2 separate regions of the Homo sapiens genome follow, and region 2 is linked to region 1. A link is a loop called in an ENCODE intact Hi-C map of the cell type or tissue named here. Cell type or tissue: HepG2. All regions are shown on one strand. Each heading gives the region's core, and the rest is flanking DNA. Links, peaks and the distances in the headings are about the cores only.

Region 1 (11,091 bases), core at 1,423-9,422:
GTCTGGGGAAGGAGACCTGAGTGACTGAAGCATGGGTTTTTAAAGCCCGGCTGACCAGGGTGGCCGACCAGCTCTGCCACTTAGTGGGCATGCTCTCCAGCCAGGTGCTTAATCTCCCTGATCCTCAGTTTTCTGATCTATAAAATGAGATGACAATCCCCACATCATAGGACTATCATGAGGTTTAAATGAAATCTGTGAAGGGGTTGACTCAAAACAGTGGTTAAAACAAAAAGGAGCTGGGTGTGATGGCTCATGCCTGTAATCCCAGCTAGTCAGGAGGCTGTGACAGGAGGATCACTTGAGACCAGGAGTTTGTGACCAGCCTGGGAAACATAGAGAAACCTTCTCTCTAAAATAAACAAAGAAATACATAATAAAAATAAAACAAAAAGGAGCATGGAACAGATGTATGAGGTCCCTTCAGCACTCAAATTCTACCATTCTGAGGCCAGGCGTGGTGGCACACTTTGGGAGGCTGAGGTGGGCAGATTGCTTGAGCTCAGGAGTTCAAAACCAGCCTGAGTAACATGATGAAACTCCATCTCTACAAAAAATACAAAAATTAGCCAGGCGTGGTGGCACATACCCGTAGTCCCAGCTACTCAGGAGGCTGAGGTGGGAGGATCACTTGAGCCCAGGTGGTCAAGGTTGCATTGAGCTGAAATTGTGCCACTGCCCTACAGCCTGAGCAACAGAGTGAGACCCTGTTTCAAAAAACAAAACAACCATTCTGAGGAATCTGCTGGCCCAGCCCCAAGCTTCTTTCTCTTCCTCCTGTCTTGGGGGAAAGAGTTGCTGCCAGTAGTCTCACCTTTAGAAGCATCCACACTCATGATTTCATCTTATTTTTGAAACAACCCATTTTACAGGCTGGGTGCGGTGGCTCATGCTTGTGATCCTGGCACTTTGGGAGACCGAGGTAGGTGGATCATGAGGCCAGGAGTTTGAGACCAGCCAGGCCAATGTGAAACCCCATCTCTACTAAAAATACAAAAATTAGCCAGGCATGGTGGCATGTGCCTGTAATCCCAGCTACTCGGGAGGCTGAGGCAGGAGAATCGCTTGAACCCGGGAGGCAGAGGTTGCAGTGAGCCAAGATCGCGCCACTGCACTCCAGTCTGGGCGCCAGAGAGAGACTCCATCTCAAAAAAAAATTTAAAAAGAAACAACCCATTTTACAGATGAGACTGAAAGGATCTGCCCACGGCAGTGAATACCACTGATATGGTTTGGATTTGTGTCCGCACCAAACTTCATGTTGAATTGTAGTCCCTAGCGTTAGAGGTGGTTGGCTCATGGGGGTGGATTCTCGTGAATGGTTTAGCCCCATCCCCTTGGTGCTGTTTTCATGATAGTGAGTTCTTGTGAGATCTGGTTGTTTCAAAGTGTGTAGGCTGAGCACAGTGGCTCACGCCTTTATTCCAAACACTTTGGGAGACTGAGGTGGGCAGATCACTTGAGCCCAGGAGTTCAAGGCCAGACTGGGAAATATAGCAAGATCCTGTCTCCACCAAAAATACAAAAAATTAACTGGGCGTGGTGGCAGGCACCTATAGTCCCAGCTACTCAGGAGGCTGAGGCACGAGAATCACTTGAACCCGGGAGGCGGAGGTTGCAGTGAACCAAGATCGCGCCACTGCACTCCAGCCTGGGCGACAGACTGAGACTCTGTCTCAAAAAAAAGTGTACAGCACCTCCCGCCACGCTCTCTCTTTCTCCTGCTCCTATCATGTAAGATGCCTCATCCCCGCTTTGCCTTCCACCACGGTTGGAAGCTTCCTGAGGCCTCCCCAGCAGCAGAAGCTGCTATGCTTCCTGTACAGCCTGCAGAACCATGAGCCAATTAAACTTTTTGTCTTTATAAATTACCCAGTCTCAGGTATTTCTTATTTTTATTATTATTATTTTTTGAGACAGATTCTCTCTCTGTTGCCCAGGCTGGGGTGCAGTGGCGCAATCTTAGCTCACTACAACCTCCGCCTCCTGGGTTCAAGCGATTCTCCTGCCTCAGCCTCCCGAGTAGCTGGGATTACAGTTGCCCACCACTACACCTGGATAATTTTTTGTTTTGTTTTGTTTTGTTTTGAGACGGAGTCTTGCTCTGTTGCCCAGGCTGGAGTGCAGTGGCACGATCTCGGCTCACTGCAACCTCTGCCTCCTGGGTTCAAGCAATTCTCCTGCCTCAGCCTCCCGAGTAGCTGGGATTACAGGCACACGCCACCATGCCTGCCTAATCTTTGTATTTTTTCAGTAGAGACGGGGTTTCACCATGTTGGCCAGGCTGGTCTCAAACTCCTGACCTTGTGATCCACCTGCCTCAGCCTCCCAAAGTGCTGGGATTACAGTTGTGAGCCACTGCAACCTGGCCTAATTTTTGTATTTTTAGTAGAGAAGGGGTTTCACCATATTGGCCAGGCTGGTCTTGAACTTCTGACCTCAAGTGATCTACCCGCCTCAGCCTCCCAAAGTGCTAGGATTACAGGCATGAGCCACTGCTCCCAGCCTCAGGTCTTTCTTTATAGCAGCAGGAGAACGGACAAATACAACCACCAACTCACTTTGTTCGAGGGCTTGCTGTGTGCCAAGCCCTGTGGACCACATTTAATACGCACAACAATTACCCAAGTTATTTGTCCCTCTTACGAATGAAGGAGAAAAATGTGCCCAAGGTCACAAGGCTGCAAGGAATGAAGCTACAGTTTACCCAGAGGCAGTTGGTCCTCAGAGCTTGAGTGCTCAAGGATAGTGCTGTGCTGCTGGGACATTAGGGGCAGCGCTGGGCCTGGAAAAAATCCAGGCCTCCTGACTCCTAGCCTGGAGCCGTCCTGTTTCCTTCTGTTTCTTAAAAAAAAAAAAAAAAAAAAAGAAATTCTCCAGTATTGTATAACACATATACCATAAAGTTTACCATTTCAACCATTGTTGTGCAACCAATCTCTGGAACTCTTCATCTTATGAAATCTGAAAATTTACAGCCATTAAATTCTTCATTCCTCCCTCCCCCAGTGCCTGGCAACGGCCATCCTCCTTGCTGTCTTTGTGAATGTGATTGTTCTAGCTTGGAGCCATACTGATGCTTTTTTGAAAAATATATTTCTTTTTGAGACGCAGTCTTGCTCTGTCACCCAGGTTGGGTGCAGTGGCACAATCTCGGCTCACTGCAACCTCCGCCTTCTGGGTTCAAGTGATTCTCCTGCCTCAGCCTCCTGAGTAGCTGGGATTACAGGCGCCCGCCACCATGCCCAGCTAATTTTTTGTATTTTTAGTAGAGACGGGGTTTTACCATGTTGGCAAGGCTGGTCTGGAACTCCTGATCTCAGGCAATCTGCCTGCCTCGGCCTCTCAAAGTGCTAGGATTACAGGCGTGAGCCACCGGGCCTGGCCCAATTCTTAAAAGGCTGTCTCTGTTTGGTTGTTAAGCCATGGTGCTCAGTGTCAATGGATGCCGGGGCCATAGAGATTCAGAGGAGAACAAACTCTTCAGGGATGAGGTAGTCAGGGAAGCTGCCTAGAGGAGAAGGAGGAGAAGGAGGAGGGGGGAGGGAGAGGGGAGGGGAAGGAAGGGGGAGGGGAGGGGAGAAGGAGGGGGGAGGATGGGGGAGGAGGGAGGGGGGAGAGGAGGGGAGGGGGAGGGGAGGGGGAGGGGGGAAGGATAGGTGAAGGAGGGAGTGGCAATTTCCTCCCCTTGGCCTTCACTCCTTGACCCAGAAGGTGGGGAGGCAGTGGTGAGGTGACTCAGGGATGCTTGGCCCTGTGGCCTGCCCTTTGATTTATGAAAGCCACCTTGGCAGCACCAACCTTTGCCCCCAGTGATCTCTTGTCAGATGGGTGGAGGCACTGGGCCACCTCAGAGGGCCAGTGTCTTGCTGAGGGGCCGGAGCAGTCCTGTGCCTGCAGCCTCCGGAGCCATGGGAACAGGGCTGCGAAGTCAGTCCTTGCGAGAGCCCCGACCCTCCTATGGAAAGCTGCAGGAGCCCTGGGGGAGGCCCCAGGAGGGCCAACTCCGCAGGGCGCTAAGCCTCAGACAGGGGCAAGAGAAGTCCAGGTCCCAGGGCCTCGAGAGAGGCACAGAAGGGCCAGATGCCACTGCCCAGGAGCGGGTGCCGGGGAGCCTGGGGGACACAGAGCAGCTGATCCAAGCCCAGCGAAGAGGCAGCCGGTGGTGGCTGAGGCGGTACCAACAGGTATGGCTGTGGGCTGAAGGATGGAGGGTACCACAGCAGGTGGGCAGGGATTCCAGGGCAGGAAAGGTTCAGAGACAGAGCCAGCCCAGGCTGTGTACCAAGATGACAACCGAGCTGCCTGGAGATGAGGGTGCAGAGAGAGACACCCCAGAGCCACGTTTCAGAGGGCCCTGAAGGCATTTGGGATTTATCCCACAGGCACTGGGGAGCCACTGAAGGTTTTAGAGGAGGAGGGTGATATGGTAAGCGCTGTTTTTAGCTGATTGATAGTATGCTGGATGGGGGAATAGAGCAGGAGGCAAGGAGATCAGCCAGTGCAACTTCCTGGGAAGTACACTGTGTGACCCTCTCACCCCAGAGAAAAAGGGGAGATCTGGACCCCTTTGTGGGGGGCTGCAGGCTCCCTCCTCTAAGAGACAGGGTCTCCAATGAGCAGTGCTTCTCTACCTGGGGTCTACCCCCACCTCGTGGCTATGGGTGGAACAACATCTAAGCCCACCACTCAGCCCATGGGACCTCCCCCACCTCTGTCTTCCAGCAGGTAAGAAGAAGGTGGGAGAGCTTTGTCGCCATCTTCCCCAGCGTGACTCTGAGTCAGCCGGCCTCCCCGTAGCCCACACTGGGCACCATCAGCTAAAGATGCTGGAAGCCATCGTGGCCCCCTTGCTGTGCCTGGACCAGCCCACCGTGTCTGCTGACCTACCTCTTCACAGCTCTCTGGACTTTGGCTGGGTGGCCCTAGGAGGCTTCTGCCACCAGCTCACTGGAGTCGCCACGTGGCTGCCACTCTTAGCTCTGGCCCTTCCACTCCAGCACTAGCTCTCTTTGAAGATCCCAGCAGGGTCAAAAAGAAGGGGGCTCAGCTGTCTGCCCTCTGGGCTTGGGTAGGGGCCTTGGACTATGATTCTATGAAGGTTTAGAAGAAGCCTGCCCGGAATGGGGGCTGTGGACGCTCCTGCCCCACACGACCAGCTGTCAACTTCCAGGACGGAGCTTGATGAAGCCAGACCCATGGCCGAGAGGCTCACGGACGTTGCCTGGTCACTGGGCCATGACCCAACTGCCCTTCTTGTCAGTTGCTGATGGTGGGCCAGGGCGCAGGTCTCCCTCCCAGATGGTGAGCCCTCTGGGGCAAGGACCACAGCTGGGTGGCCCTCCTGGCTGAGCACTCTGTGCTGAAAACCTTTGAACCTCACGGTGTCCTGATGAAGGAAGCAGAGGAAGTCTTCCTCCCTGTGTGACAGAGGGGGAAACTGAGGCCCAGAGTGGGGAAGGGATTTCTTGGTTTTGACATCTCCGACCCCACCCCACCCCATCCAGTGTCCAGCACTGGAGTCGAACACAGTAATAAAGATGCTGAGAAAAAGTCAACGATTTGCCTGGTGACTAACTCGCTGGCTCAGACCCCCACCCCCCCACCCCTGCTGACCCCTGTGAGGCAGGCTAAGCCCAAAGCATCCCAGAATGCTTGGGCAGGGGCACCAGGGCCCGGGGCGGGCTGGATCCCCCACCAGGCTGGGCCTTTCCTGCCACTTCTCTGGACCTTTCTCCCCAGAGGGATTGTGCCCACCCTGTGCTGACCTCAAGGCCAGCTTCAGAGGACCTGGCTCTCAGTGTCCTGCCTCTGTGCCCACCCCACTGAGGTGGGGCTCCTTCTGAGGCTTAGAGAGGCAAGGGCCACACAGAAGGAGAGGGTCTGACCCCAAAAAGCCTGAGCTCTTCGAGAGACACTGGCACTTTTTGCAGGGCCCCTGGGGCTCTCCAGGCTCAAGCAGGCCCAAGGACAAAGGTGAGGGAGCAGCTAAGTATCCTGGTCCAGGATCTGTTCCGGGGGGTGTTGTCCAGTGGACAGAGGGGAGGCTTCCGTTTCCCCAGAGACCAGGCCCCATCAGGGCCATTCAGAAACAAGGGGGGAGCTGGGAAAATTTTCTTCCAGGAAGCCTAGGGTGCCTGGCTGGGAAGCTAGATGGTAGGAGCCCACCAGAAGCCTTGAGCCCGGCCGGTCTTATGCTTCAGATACCCTTCTCAGCTTCTTCTGCAGTAGTACCTGAGGTGCCTCTGGGGAACCCCAGGACTCCAGGGAACAGAATTGAAATTCACAGCTCTGACCCACCTCTCAGTGTCTGGAGGAGGACCTCTCAATGTTCCTCCTCAATGTCTGGAGGAGGAAAATGGCGCCCAGAATGGGGCAGGACTTCTCATCCTCCAGGACGCTGCCCTCCAAGTTTGTCCCAGCCTCTTTATCCTCAGAGAATCTCTAGCCCAACTCCCAGCAGTTCTAATTGTCACACTGACCAGTTAGTCTAGTTATGTGCTTTTTTATTTTCCTTTCTTTCTTTCTTTTTCTTTCTTTCTCTTTCTCTCTCTTTTTTTTTTTTTTTTTTGTCTAGTTATGTGCTTTTTTTTGAGATGGAGTCTTGCTCTGTCACCCAGATTGGAGTGCAGTGGCATGATCTTGGCTCACTGCAACGTCCGCCTCCCGGGTTCAAGCAATTCTCCTGCCTCAGCCTGTATTCTCCTGCTTCATCCAAGTAGCTGGGATTACAGGCGCCTGCCATCACTCCTGGCTAATTTTTCTATTTTTAGTAGAAATGGGGTTTCATCATGTTGGCCAAGCTGGTCTCAAACTCCTGACCTCAGGTGATCCGCCCTCCTTGGCCTCACAAAGTGCTGGGATTACAGACATGACCCACAGTGCCTGGCTTTTTTCTTCCATTACACTGAAAGTTCCACGGAAACCTGGTCTGTTCACTACCAGGACCCCAGTGCCTAGCTCTGGGCCTGGCACATAGTAGGTGTTTAATGAATTATCATTCAGTGAATGAGGGACTGGCCCAAGGTCACCCAGTGAGTTGATGGCTGAACTGAGCCTGAGTCTCATGGGTTTGGGGGGGTCCTGTTCAGACAGAGGAATTCTAGCCTTGTCAGCAACCCCATCAACAGGGACCACATCTCTGGGGTCCTTGGCTGAGGCCTCCCCCAAACATTCACACACTCTGGTAGGTAGGTTGCTTCCAAAGATGTCCATAACCGTCTCTCCCATCACATCTCCCCCATGCATTGTCTTGTCACACCTCTCATCTAGAGTGGAGTCTATGGGGGGCCAAGGTAGGAGGATCTCTGGAGCCCAGGAGTTCCGGGATGCAGTGAGATGTGATTGTGCCACTGTACTACAGTCTGGACTAGACAGCAAGATCCCATCTCTTAAAAAAAAAAAGTGGGATATATTTTCCCTTTCCTTGACTCTAGATGGGCCGTGTGACCTGCTTTGGCCAATAGAATGCATTGGAAATAATGTTCTGGGACTTTGCCACCTAGGCCTCAATAGGCCTTGCAGCTTCTGTTTTCGCTGTCCTCTGTTTCTACCTCTAGAAGCCAGATGCCGTATAAAGAACTCTGGGCCATCCTGCCAGGCACGGTGGCTCACACCTGTAATCCCAGCAGGTGGATCGCCTGAGGTCAGGAGTTTGAGGCTAGCCTGGCCCACATGGTGAAACCCCATCTCTACTAAAAATACAAAAATTAGCCGCACATGGTGGCGCAAGCCTGTAATCCCAGCTACTCGGGAGGCTGAGGCAGGAGAATCACTTGAACCTGGGAGGCGGAGGTGGCAGTGAGCCAAGATCGTGCCATTGCACTCCAGCCTGGCTACAAGAGCAAAACTTCATCTCAAAAAAAAAAAAAAAAAAAAAGATTGAAAAAAAAGAACTCTGGGCCATCCTGATAGGAAGGCCATGTGGAGGTCAAGGGCCACATGGAAGAGAACCAAGGTACCCCAGCCAACAGCCAGAACCAACTGCCTGTCATGTAAGTGAGCCCCCAGCCCAGCTCCTAGCTGACTGCAGCCTGGCTCACCCCAGCTGACACCACATGGAGCAGAAGAACCACCCAACTGAGCCCAGCCAACCCATGGAATTGAGATCTAAGAAACCCTTTTTGCTTTACACCTCTAGGTTTAGGGTGTGTTACATTCCTAGGACTGCCAAAACAAATTATCACAAACTGGGTGGCTTAAAACAACAGAAATTTGTTCTCTAATACTTCTGGAGTTCACAAGTCCAAAATCAAGTTGTTGGCAGTGCTGCACTACTTCTGAAGGTTCTAGGGAAGAATTCTTCCTGCCTCTTCCTAGCTTCCTGTGGTTGCTGGCAATCCTTGGTATTCCTTGGCTTTCGGAAGCATCATTCCAATCTATGCCTCCATCATCACATGGCATTCTCCTTGTGTGTCTGTGACCAAATTTCCCTCTTCTTATTTTTTTTTTTACACAAAGCATCTTTCTCTGTCGCCCAGACTGGAGTGCAGTAGCATGACCATAGCTCAAGTGTAACTTTGAACTACTGGGCTCAAGGGATCCTCACACCTCAGCCTCCTGAGTAGTTAGGACTACGAGCATGTGCCACCATGCCTGGCTGATTTTTCTTTTTTTCTTTTTTTGACACGGAGTCTCCCTCTGCCGCCCAGGCTGGAGTGCAGTGGCATGATCTCGGCTCACTGAAAGCTCCGCCTCCTGGGTTCACACTATTCTCCTGCCTCAGCCTCCCGAGTAGCTGGGACTACAGGTGCCTGCCACCATGCCCGGCTAATTTTTTGTATTTTTAGTAGAGATGGGGTTTCACCGTGTTAGCCAGGATGGTCTCAATCTCCTGACCTCATGATCTGCCCGCCTCGGCCTCCCAAAGTGCTGGGATTACAGGCGTGAGCCACCACGCCTGGCCACCTGGCTAATTTTTTTATTTTAATTTTTATTTTTATATATTTTTTGAGATGGAGTCTCACTCTGTCACCCAGGCTGGAGTACAGTGGTGCCATCTCAGCTCACAGCAACCTCTGCCTCCTGGGTTCAAAGGATTCTCCTGCCTCAGCCTCTTGAGTAGGTGGAATTACAGGCACCCGCCACCATGCTCAGCTAATTTTTTTGTGTATGTGTATTTTTAATAGAGATGGGGTTTTACCATGTTGGCCAGGCTGGTCTCAAACTCTTGACCTCAGGTGATCTACCTGCCTTGGCCTCCCAAAGTGCTGGGATTACAAGCTGAGCCACTGCGCTCAGCATTTTTTTTTTTTTTTTGAGACAAGGTCTCACTTTGTCACGCAGGCTAGAGTGCAGTGGCACGGTCTTGGCTCACTGCAGCCTCAGCCCCCCAGGTTCAAGCAATTCTCTTGCCTCAGCCCCCCAAGTAGCTGGGACTACCACCTGGCTAATTTTTGTATTTTTTGTAGAGGTGGGGTTTTGCCATGTTGCCCAGGCTGGTGTTGAACTTCTGTTCTCAAGCAATCCTCCCATCTTAGCCTCCCAAAGTGCTGGGTTTACAGGCATGAACCACTGCACCTGGCCAAACTTTCTCTCTTTTTTTTTTTTTGAGATGGAGTCTCTCTCTGTTGCCAGGCTGGAGTGTAGTGGTGCGATCTTGGCTCACTACAACCTCCGTCTCCTGGGCTCAAGCGATTCTCCTGTCTCAGCCTCCAGAGTAGCTGGGAATACAGGTGCGCACCACCACACCCAGCTAATTTTTGTATTTTTAGTAGAGAGGGGGTTTCACTGAGTTGGCCAGGATGGTCTCAATCTCTTGACCTCATGATCCGCCCACCTCAGCCTCCCAAAGTGCTAGGATTATAGGCATGAGCCACCGCGCCCAGCTAATTTCTCTCTTCTTGTAAGGACAACTGTTGTATTGGGTTTAGGGGCCACTCTACTCCAGTATGACCTTAACTTGATTATATCTGCAAAGACCCGGTTTCCAAATAAGGTCATATTCACAGGTTCCAGGTATGCATGAATTTTGCGGAGACAAAATTCAACCCAGTAGAGGGGGGTAGTTTGATATGTGTAATAGGCAACACACACACCTCCTTCCCGTGACACTGGTGGCAGGGTAGCTCTCAGCTGGGGCACAGTAGCTTGAGGACAATGCCAAGAGAGGATCAAGGCATTTGATTATAACCTTCCTGGAAGGAATAAAGTTACGCGGTGCTGCAGACTGGTTGCCACGGCTGGGTAAAACCTTTACAACAGGCTCTGAGGTCCATTAGAAAACTTGTCTCAGCCAGGTGCAGTGGCTCACACCTGTAATCCCAGAACTTTGGGATGAGAAAGCAGGCAGATCACTTGAGGTCAGGAGTTCGAGATCAGCCTGGCCAACATGGTGAAACCCAGTCTCTACTAAACAAATAAAAAAATTAGCCAGGTGTGGTGGCGAGCACCTGTAATCCCAGCTACTCGGAAGGCTGAGGCAGGAGAATCGCTTGAACCCGGGAGATGGAGGATGCAGTGAGCCGAGATCTCCCCACTGCACTCCAGCCTGGGCAACAGAGCAAGACTCTGTCTCACAAAAAAAAAAAAAAAAAAAAAAAATTAATGAAAGGAAAAAAAACTTGTCTCTTTACCAGTAACTTGGAAAAGCAGGGGAAAAAGGCAAAAAAGAAAGAAAACTTGTCCCCAGGCTGGAGGCCAGAAGGGTGGCCACAGAGTTTCTAAATTGGGTGACCGCTCTTCTGTCAATAATAGTCCCTGAAGAATTTTTAAACAGAGGAAGACAGGAAGAAGGAAAATAGCGTTTCTGAATCACTCACGGGGTCCACGCCTTCTTCTGGGCACTCAGCCAGGGCCATCTGGAGAGACAATAGGATTCAGTGGCTAACCGCGCTGGTGCTGGGGCCAGACTACCTGGGTTTGAATCTTGACTCTACCACTTGGTGGTTTATAACCCTGAGCAAGTCACTTATCTTCTCTGCCTCGGTTTCCTCATTTGTAAAATGCAGCTAATAACGGCACTCAGCTCCTAGGGTCACTGAGGGGCTCTCATGAATGTAAGGTCCTTAGCACTGCCCAGAACAGAGGAAGTATCCTTATGATCTAATCATCCTCGTGGCAGCCACACAGGGCTGGCATCATTGTCCTCAT
Region 2 (8,000 bases), core at 1-8,000, 75 kb before region 1:
GATCCTGAAAAAGCAGCTGAGGGCCCTCAGTGGCAGACAGCACCTCCACCCGGCCAAAGGGAGCCAGGGCCAGCGGTCACAGCCCGGTGGGAAAGTTTCCTCATTAAATCACAGTCTTTTAGCCGACTGCGCTGCCCTTCAGGGCCAGGGTTTTGTTTTTTAACAGCTTTACTGAGATACAATTCACATACCATATAGATGAGACACATAAAGTGCAATTCAATGGCCGGGTGTAGTGGCTCACACCTATAATCCCAGCACTTTGGAAGGCTGAGGTGGGCAGATCACTTGAAGTCAGGAGTTTAAGACCAGCCTGGCCAACATGGCAAAACCCCATCTCTACTAAAAATACAAAAATTCGCTGGGCGTGGTGGCAGGCACCTGTAATCCCAGATACTTAGGAGGCTGAGACAGGAGAATCGCTTGAACCCAGGAGGTGGAGGTCGCAGTAAGCCGAGATTGCGCCACTGCATTCCAGCCTGGGCGACAGAGCAAGACTCTGTCTCAAGAAACAAATAAAGTGCAATTCAATGGCTTTTTAAATATATTCACAGATATGTGCATCTACCGCCATAATCCGCTTTTAGAACATTTCCTATCCCCTAGCTGTCATGCTCCAACCCCCTTAGCTCCCTCAGCCCTTGGCAACCACTCATCTACTCTCAGTCTCTATGGATTTGCCTATTCTGGACATTTCTTTTCTTTTCTTTTTTAAGATGGAGTTTCGCTCTTGTTGCCCGGGCTGGAGTGCTATGGCAACGATCTTGGCTCACCACAACCTCTGCCTCCCGGGTTCAAGCGATTCTCCTGCCTCAGCCTCCTGAGTAGCTGGGATTACAGGCATGCGCCACCATGCCCGGCTAATTTTGTATTTTTAGTAGAGACGGGGTTTCTCCATATTGGTCAGGCTGGTCTTGAACTCCCGACCTCAAGTGATCCACCTGCCTTGGCCTCCCAAAGTGCTGGGATTACAGGGGTGAGCCACCGTGCCCAGCCAATTCTGGACATTTCATATCAACAGAATCATAAATTATGTGGGTTTTGGGTCTGGCTTCTTTCACTTAGCATATTGCTCTCAAGGTTCATCCGTGTTGTGGTGTGTGCCAGTACTTCACTTCTTTGTATGGCTAAATAATATCCCATCATATGACTACAGGTATGTGCCACACGATGTTGCAGTCAATGATGAAATGCATATACGATGGTGGTCCCATAATATTATTGATTTTACTTGACAGAGTCTCACTCTGTCGCCCAGGCTGGAGGGCAGTGGCACGACCATAGTTCACTGCAGCCTCAAACTCCTGGGCTCCTGAAGCCATCCTCCTGCTTCAGCCTCCCAAGTAGCTAGTTTTTTTTTCCTTTTTACTTTTTGCAGAGACAGGGTCTTATGACATTGCCCAGGCTGGTCTTGAACTCCCAACCTCAAGCCATCCTCCCATGTGAGCCACCGTACCCAGCCAAGAGTTCTTGAGGTAGTCTAGATACAAGTTCCTTGTTACATAGATGATTTCCAAAATGTTCTCCCACTTTGTGGGTTGTCTTTTCCCTTTCTTGATAGTGTTCTTTGATGTACAAAGGTTGATTCTGATGACGTACAGTTCATTTTCTTTTATTGCTTGTGCTTTGGCGTCGTATCTAAAAAATCATTGCCTAACCTAAGGTCACAAAGAATTACACTTATTTTTCTCCTTATAGCTCTTCTTACATTTAGGTCTTTGGTCCATTTTGAATTAATTTTTGTATATGGTATGAGGTGGGGTCCAGTTCATTCCTGTGCATGCAGATATACAGTTGTTTTAGCGCCACTTGTTGAAAAGACTATTCTTTCCCCCATTAAATTGTCTTGGCGCTCTTACTGAAAATCAATTAACTGTTAATGTGAGGGTTTATTCTGGGCTCTCAGTTCTATTCCATTGATCTATATATCTATATGTCTATCCTTACACCAGTACCACACTGCAGTTAAATTCTGAAATCAGGAAGTGTGAGTCCTCCAACGTTGTTTTTTTTTTTTTTTTTTTTGAGACGGAGTCTTGCTCTGTTGCCCAGGCTGGAGTGCAGTGGCACGATCTCGGCTCACTGCAAGCTCTGACTCCCGGGTTCACGTCATTCTCCAGCCTCCCAACTAGCTGGGACTACAGGCGCCCACCACCACGCCCGACTAATTTTTTTGTATTTTTAGTAGAGATGTTAGCCAGGATGGTCTTGATCTCCTGACCTCATGATCCGCCCGCCTTGGCCTCCCAAAGTGCTGGGATTACAGGTGCGAGCCACTGCACCCAGCCTGTTCTTCTTTCTTAAGATTCTTTTGGTTGTTCTGGTTCCCTTACATTTCTCTGTGAATTTTAGGATCATCTTGTCAATTTCCGCTAATGAAGGCATCTTGGATTGTGATAGGGATTGCAGATCAATTCAGGAAGTATTGCCATCTTAACAATATTAAGTCTCTGATCCATGATCATGGGGTATCTTTCCATTTATTTGGGTCTTCTTTAATTGTTTTCAACAATGTTTCATAGTTTTCAGAGTATAAGTCTTGCACTTTTATTAAATTTATTCCCAAATATTTTATTTTGATGCTATCTTAAATGGAATTGTTTTCTTCATTTTCAATTTGCCCACTGCTACTGAAATACAATTGATTTTGGCATACTGATCTTATGTCCTGCAACCTTGCTGAACTCATTTAATTCAAATAGATTTTTAATGAGTTCCCTAGGTTTTTCTATACAAGATCATGTCAACTGAAAATAAAAATACTTTTACCTCTTCCTTTCCAATCTGGATGTTCTTTATTTCCTTATCTTTCCTAATTGCCCTTTATGATCAAATTTTGAACTAGTAACTAGTTTTGATTTGGCAGCCCCTTCCCAAAAAGTAGCAGCAGCAGCCGCTCAGACCCTAGGATGCCAGAGCTCTCATCCCCCCTGCTTTCCACACCTGCTGAGTGGATGCCTCCTCCACAGCTTTGCCTTTTGGGGAAAGGCTACCTGGTTGGCGGCCTCCCTGTATGCCCTTCTCTGGACCCAGCGGGGCTGAGCCCTCTGGGTGGAGGCACCTGGGCTCCCTTCCTGGCTGGTTTCCTGTAGGTCCAGCCGATGAGACAGAGGCACAGGCGGGAGACAAGGGTAGGTAGGAGGCGGTGGAGAGAGAACGTGGGGTGTGCCTTCCTCACTCTCTACCAGCTTTGATGCCACCATCCTGACCCAGGCTGTGTCTTGTCGCTATGACAGTTCCTGCTGGCATCCCAGTGTCCACTATTCAGCCCTCACTGGTGTTTGCAGGAAAGGCTATTTATTTATTTTTTTTTGGAGACAGAGTCCCGCTCTGTCACCCAGGCTGCAGTACAATGGCGCGATCTTGGCTCACTGCAACCTCCACCTCCCTGGGTTTAACCAATTCTTCTGCTTCAGCCTCTGGAGTAGCTGGGATTACAGGCACCTGCCACCATGCCTGGCTAATTTTTTTGTATTTTTAGTAGAGATGGGGTTTTGCCATGTTGGCCAGGCTGGTCTTGAACTCTTGACTTCAGGTGATCCGCCCGCCTCAGCCTCCCAAAGTGCTAGGATTACAGGCGTGAGCCACCACGCCCAGCCAGGAAATGCTATTTCTTCTCCTGACCCCTTCAAGCCTAGTGGTAGTAATGACTTTCCACTGTCGCTTGGTGCCTCAACTTCCCTTGTTGGGTGTCTGACTTTTCTTGGCTATTTAATTCAATTTATTAAAAATAGTGTGCAACCCTCAACCATTCCTGGGTAGTCTTGACTGCTATTCTGCTAGATGACACACCCCGACATCCCGTGGAGGAAGTCACTGTGGAACCTAGGTCAATGTGAAAGCCTGGTTCTCTGGGCGAACTGATTACCAAAGTACCCAGTCCATGAGCCAAGGCGATAGTAAAGAAATCCAATGGGAAACAGCTTCAGTTCCTGGAAGAGGAAAGTAAACAGCAACCCAGGCAGGACATGGCCTTGACTGTGTTTGCTGCTGTTTTCTCTCCCTATTCGTGACTCCTAGGAGAACATATCTTCATAGCCCCATGATCTGACCTTTCATCCTATGCTTTGGAGTTTGAGCACAAACACTGACTGGCTCAGAGGCTTCCCGGAGATGCAGCTCTGGGCATCCACTATTGCTGATTTTACTGTGATGGCCACATAGCAAGTGTCGGAATTGCTGATCATTTGTGTGAGCTGCTACTGAGTGCCAGCCACTGCACTGAGTGATTTCTATGATCTCAATCATCAGAGGGCTTGTAAGGGGAATATTATTGTAAGCATGGAAAGACACCCAGATGAACAGCTTGCCTATGGTCTCAGAGCTCAAAGCCACGTAGACCCCTGTCTGCCCGTCATGCCGAGCTGTGCCTCAGGTCCTGCCCTGCCACCTGGGAGTCCCTTGTAGATAGATTGTCAAGACTGATCATGCTAGTGATTAGTAGTTACCAATCTCTCCTCCCTGCCTGCCAACCTCAGCCACTCTCCTCCACCATCACTCTTGCCCTGGCCACTCCCGGGCCTGTGATCACACCCTCCTCTTCCTCCTCCAGCTGTATCACATCACAGTCACACCTGTGTGTCCCCCAAACTCTGACCACAGCCCTTCCCCCAGGCTAACTGTGTAATCACAGTGGTGCTGCCCAGCCAACCCCCAGCTGAGTGGACATTTTGTTTTGTTGTTTTGGAGTTCTGCAAATAGCAAGAGCTTCCAGTTTGCCTTTACCCTAAAATGCACACCCCAGGGATGGGAGGGAAGCACAGCGGCTGCGGCAAGCCGGGCTGTCAGGCGCCTACCCGCTACACCACCGCAGCCCATCCACCTGCTGAGCAGCTGCTGACTCGCCAGGCCTTACTTTTCTGCTCCACATTAGCAGGGGGGTGTTCATCCGAATATAACAGTTCCTCCTCAGGGGTGAGAAATTAGCTTGCTGAAAACCCCCACTGGGAGGAAGGAGGTATTCAGAGTCGGGGACCTGCGGTGGTGAGTGGATCTACGAAAGCCCTAGGGCCAGACTGCCTTTCCCATCTTCTTAGTCCCAATCCAGAAGCGATGCATTCTCAGCACTGCCAACTCCTTTCCCCAATCTGAAGGAAGAGGGCATGTCTTATAATAATTATGAAAACAAGAATAATTCATAATAGCTGGAGTGCCAGGCCTTGGGTGAGGCACCATCCTGATTGTCTCCTCAATACTCACAAGGCCAGTATGATTCTATCCAACCATGTTGTTGAGCTCATCCCTACGGACTATAATTATTATTATTTTAAAAAATATATTTTTTGGCTGGGCGTGGTGGCTCACGCCTGTAATCCTTGCACTTTGGGAAGCCGAGGCAGGTGGATCACCTGAGGTCAGGAGTTCAAAACCAGCCTGGCCAACTTGGCGAAACCCTGTCTCTACTAAAAATACAAAAAAAAAAAAATTAGCCAGGCGTGGTGGCAGGCACCTGTAATCCCAGCTACTGGGGAGGCTGAGGCAGGAGAATCACTTCAACCTGGGAGGCGGAGGTTGCAGTGAGCCAAGATGGTGCCATTGCACTCCAGCCTGGGCAACAGAGTGAGAGACTCCATCTCAGGAAAAAAAAAAAAAAAAAAAAAATATATATATATATATATACACACACCCACACACACCCACACACATATATACATTTTTTTTTTTTTTATTTAGAGACAGAGTCTCACTTCGTCACCCAGGCTGGAGTACAACGGCACGATCTCAGCTCACTGCAACCTCCGCCTCCTAGGCCCAAGCAATACTCCTGCCTCAGCCTCCCGGGTAGCTGGGATTACAGACACCCAGCACCATGCCCAGCTACAGACTATAATTATATTTAACAACAATATTGCTAGTGCTCTGCAGTTTAGAAGGCGCTTTAGCAGACACTCTCACTTGCTACTAAGAGTAACCTCGCCTGGTAGGTAGGACAAGCACATCTTCATTTGACAGAAGCTTTTACACAGAGCATGGGGCTTTCTGGCCTATCTCCCACCCCTAATGTCCCACACCAGTTCCTGATCTCCTGCCCCACCCCTCCTGCACCCTGCCCCTTCTCAGGTGACTCACTGTGTCAACATCCTTGAAGGAATGATTTCTGGTTCATGGCCCCAGAGCTGGAGCTTTGGAAGGATAATGGGAAAAGCAGCCAGGGTCCCTGCCCTCAAGAGACAAGCATTCTAAGGCTGGGCGCGGTGGCTCATGTCTGTAATCTCAGCACTTTGGGAGGCCAAAGCAAGCAGATCACTTGAGCCCAGGAGTTTGACACCAGCCTGGGCAATACGGTGAAACTCTGCCTCTAAAAAAATACAAAAATTAGCCTTGCATGGTGGCATGCGCCTGTAGTCCCAGCTACTCAGGAGGCTGAGGTGGGAGAATCACCTGAGCCTGGGAGGTCAAGGCTGCAGTGAGCTGTGATTGTGCCACCACACTCCAGCATGGGTGACAGAGCGAGACCCTGTCTCAAAACACACACACACACAAAAAGACACGAGTTCTAATGAAAGAGAAAGGACAAATACAAATAAGGAACTGTATGACTAAGTGGGATGGAAGGCCTGGCAGGGGTCACCTGGCCAAGTCTGGACCACAGGCTGCTGTGATTCTGTGGGAAGGGAACGGCATTAAGAGGAACGGCATTAAGAGTTAAACCTTGGGTTCAAGTTCTGGCTTTGCTATCATCCATCATATGACCTTGGGGAATTCACTCTACCTCTGGACCTGTTAGTCCGTCTACAAAACAGATTTATCCCTCTCAGCACAGAGCGCTGACAATTAAGGGATCTGTTTTACAGGAAACTTCAAATTGGCTCTTCGGTTTCAGAAACTGTAAACCACAATACATATGCAAAGGACTGTGATTAGATTTCACCTCATCAGAGGTATCAAGTGTTTACTGAGCAACAAACTGCCTGTAACACACACTTGAGGGATGGAGGATCATATAAAACATGGCCTCTGCCTTTAAGAAAATCACTATCTGCTGACGAGGCAAGACTGGCACAGCCAACATATAACAAACACATAGTGTGTGCAAAGGCACTGCTGTTAGAGAAAAGGGAGAGGAGGCAGGCCGAGCAGCTTAGGAGAGCTAAGTGAAGGCTCACAGAGGAGACGCTTGGCCTGGCCCTTAGCAAGGGTGCCAACGCCTGCTGTGTGAGTGCACTGGGGTGAGAGGGAGAAACAGGACCGGCTGTCCTCGTCTCCAAGGGCGGACTCCAAGCTGACTCTGTTCAGGGTCAGGGGCCAGTGGAGCCAGTTCAAATCCTGATCACAACCCCCTAATGCTAATTAATCTGGTTACCTAGAGGAACTAAGTTGTCTGAGACTCTGTAAAATAAGAATAATTATTTGACTTTGTATGTTCATTGGGAGGATGAAATATGAGAATGCATGTGAACTGGTCCATATTAGGGATGTAATACATGCTACAAATTAATAATCCTTGACATCAAATAAGGTCTGACTGCCAGGGTGGGATCAGATTTTGGAAGGTCAGAAGCACCAATAGAGAAATATAGACACAATGATTTGGGGGTGATCAGCATAGAAGTGACAGCCAAAGCCATGAGAAAGAGCTTGGCCTCAGCAAGGTGGGGAGGGCTGCTGCCCACAAGCCCAGCTCCGGCCACCAGCATGCTCCCTCCCCACCCGAACCACGGGTGCCTGGGCTGCCCAGGCCCTGGCGAGCTTAGCCCAGGGCATCACCACTCACCTGCTTTCCTGAGAAGAGCACAGGAGCAGAGGTGGAACAGCAGAAATGTGAGGAGGAGAAACTGAGGCAGGAATGAAACTGAAGGGATGGTCTTAAGAGGGGCAAACAAATACTGCTAGTATGTCACAGCACAGGAGCCCAAAAGAGAAGTTTCAGGCAGAGGTGGGCGGGCGGGGAGCCTGCAGTAACATGAACTCTCAAAGTTGTGGGGAAGGGCAGCACCAAAGCAGACAATGACCCAGTGAGAAGCTGACACGGAAGCAACGGAAGATGAATCAGGAGGTTT

Evidence for each region. Hi-C counts contacts between places; a loop is a spot of excess contacts. Peaks named below come from ENCODE experiments on the same cell type or tissue, not always from the same donor. Only the 100,000 strongest peaks of a DNase experiment are listed, where the experiment ranks them.
Region 2: a loop joins it to region 1, with 6 times the contacts of the local background. A loop is called at or near these places in 5 of 110 quality-filtered maps.

Annotation. Positions count from the first base shown.
Region 1 is chr11:66,971,452-66,982,542 of GRCh38, forward strand. C11orf86 (chromosome 11 open reading frame 86) reads left to right here and starts at 3,853. Exons shown (of 2, transcript NM_001353554.2): 1 at 3,853-4,187; 2 at 4,726-5,558. The coding sequence starts at 3,912. The coding sequence ends at 4,800. RefSeq lists an enhancer at 4,534-5,037 and a silencer at 10,567-10,861. In HepG2, for the core only: a CTCF peak has its summit at 4,656 (motif pointing left); a DNase peak (open chromatin) is centred at 4,650.
Region 2 is chr11:66,898,174-66,906,173 of GRCh38, forward strand. The region is part of intron 3 of PC (pyruvate carboxylase); the gene reads right to left. Among named protein-coding and RNA genes, the nearest start is that of MIR3163, 32 kb to the right of the region's middle. RefSeq lists an enhancer at 6,961-7,608. In HepG2, for the core only: no CTCF peak of the experiment used is centred there; a DNase peak (open chromatin) is centred at 4,018; H3K4me3 peaks cover 1,930 bases.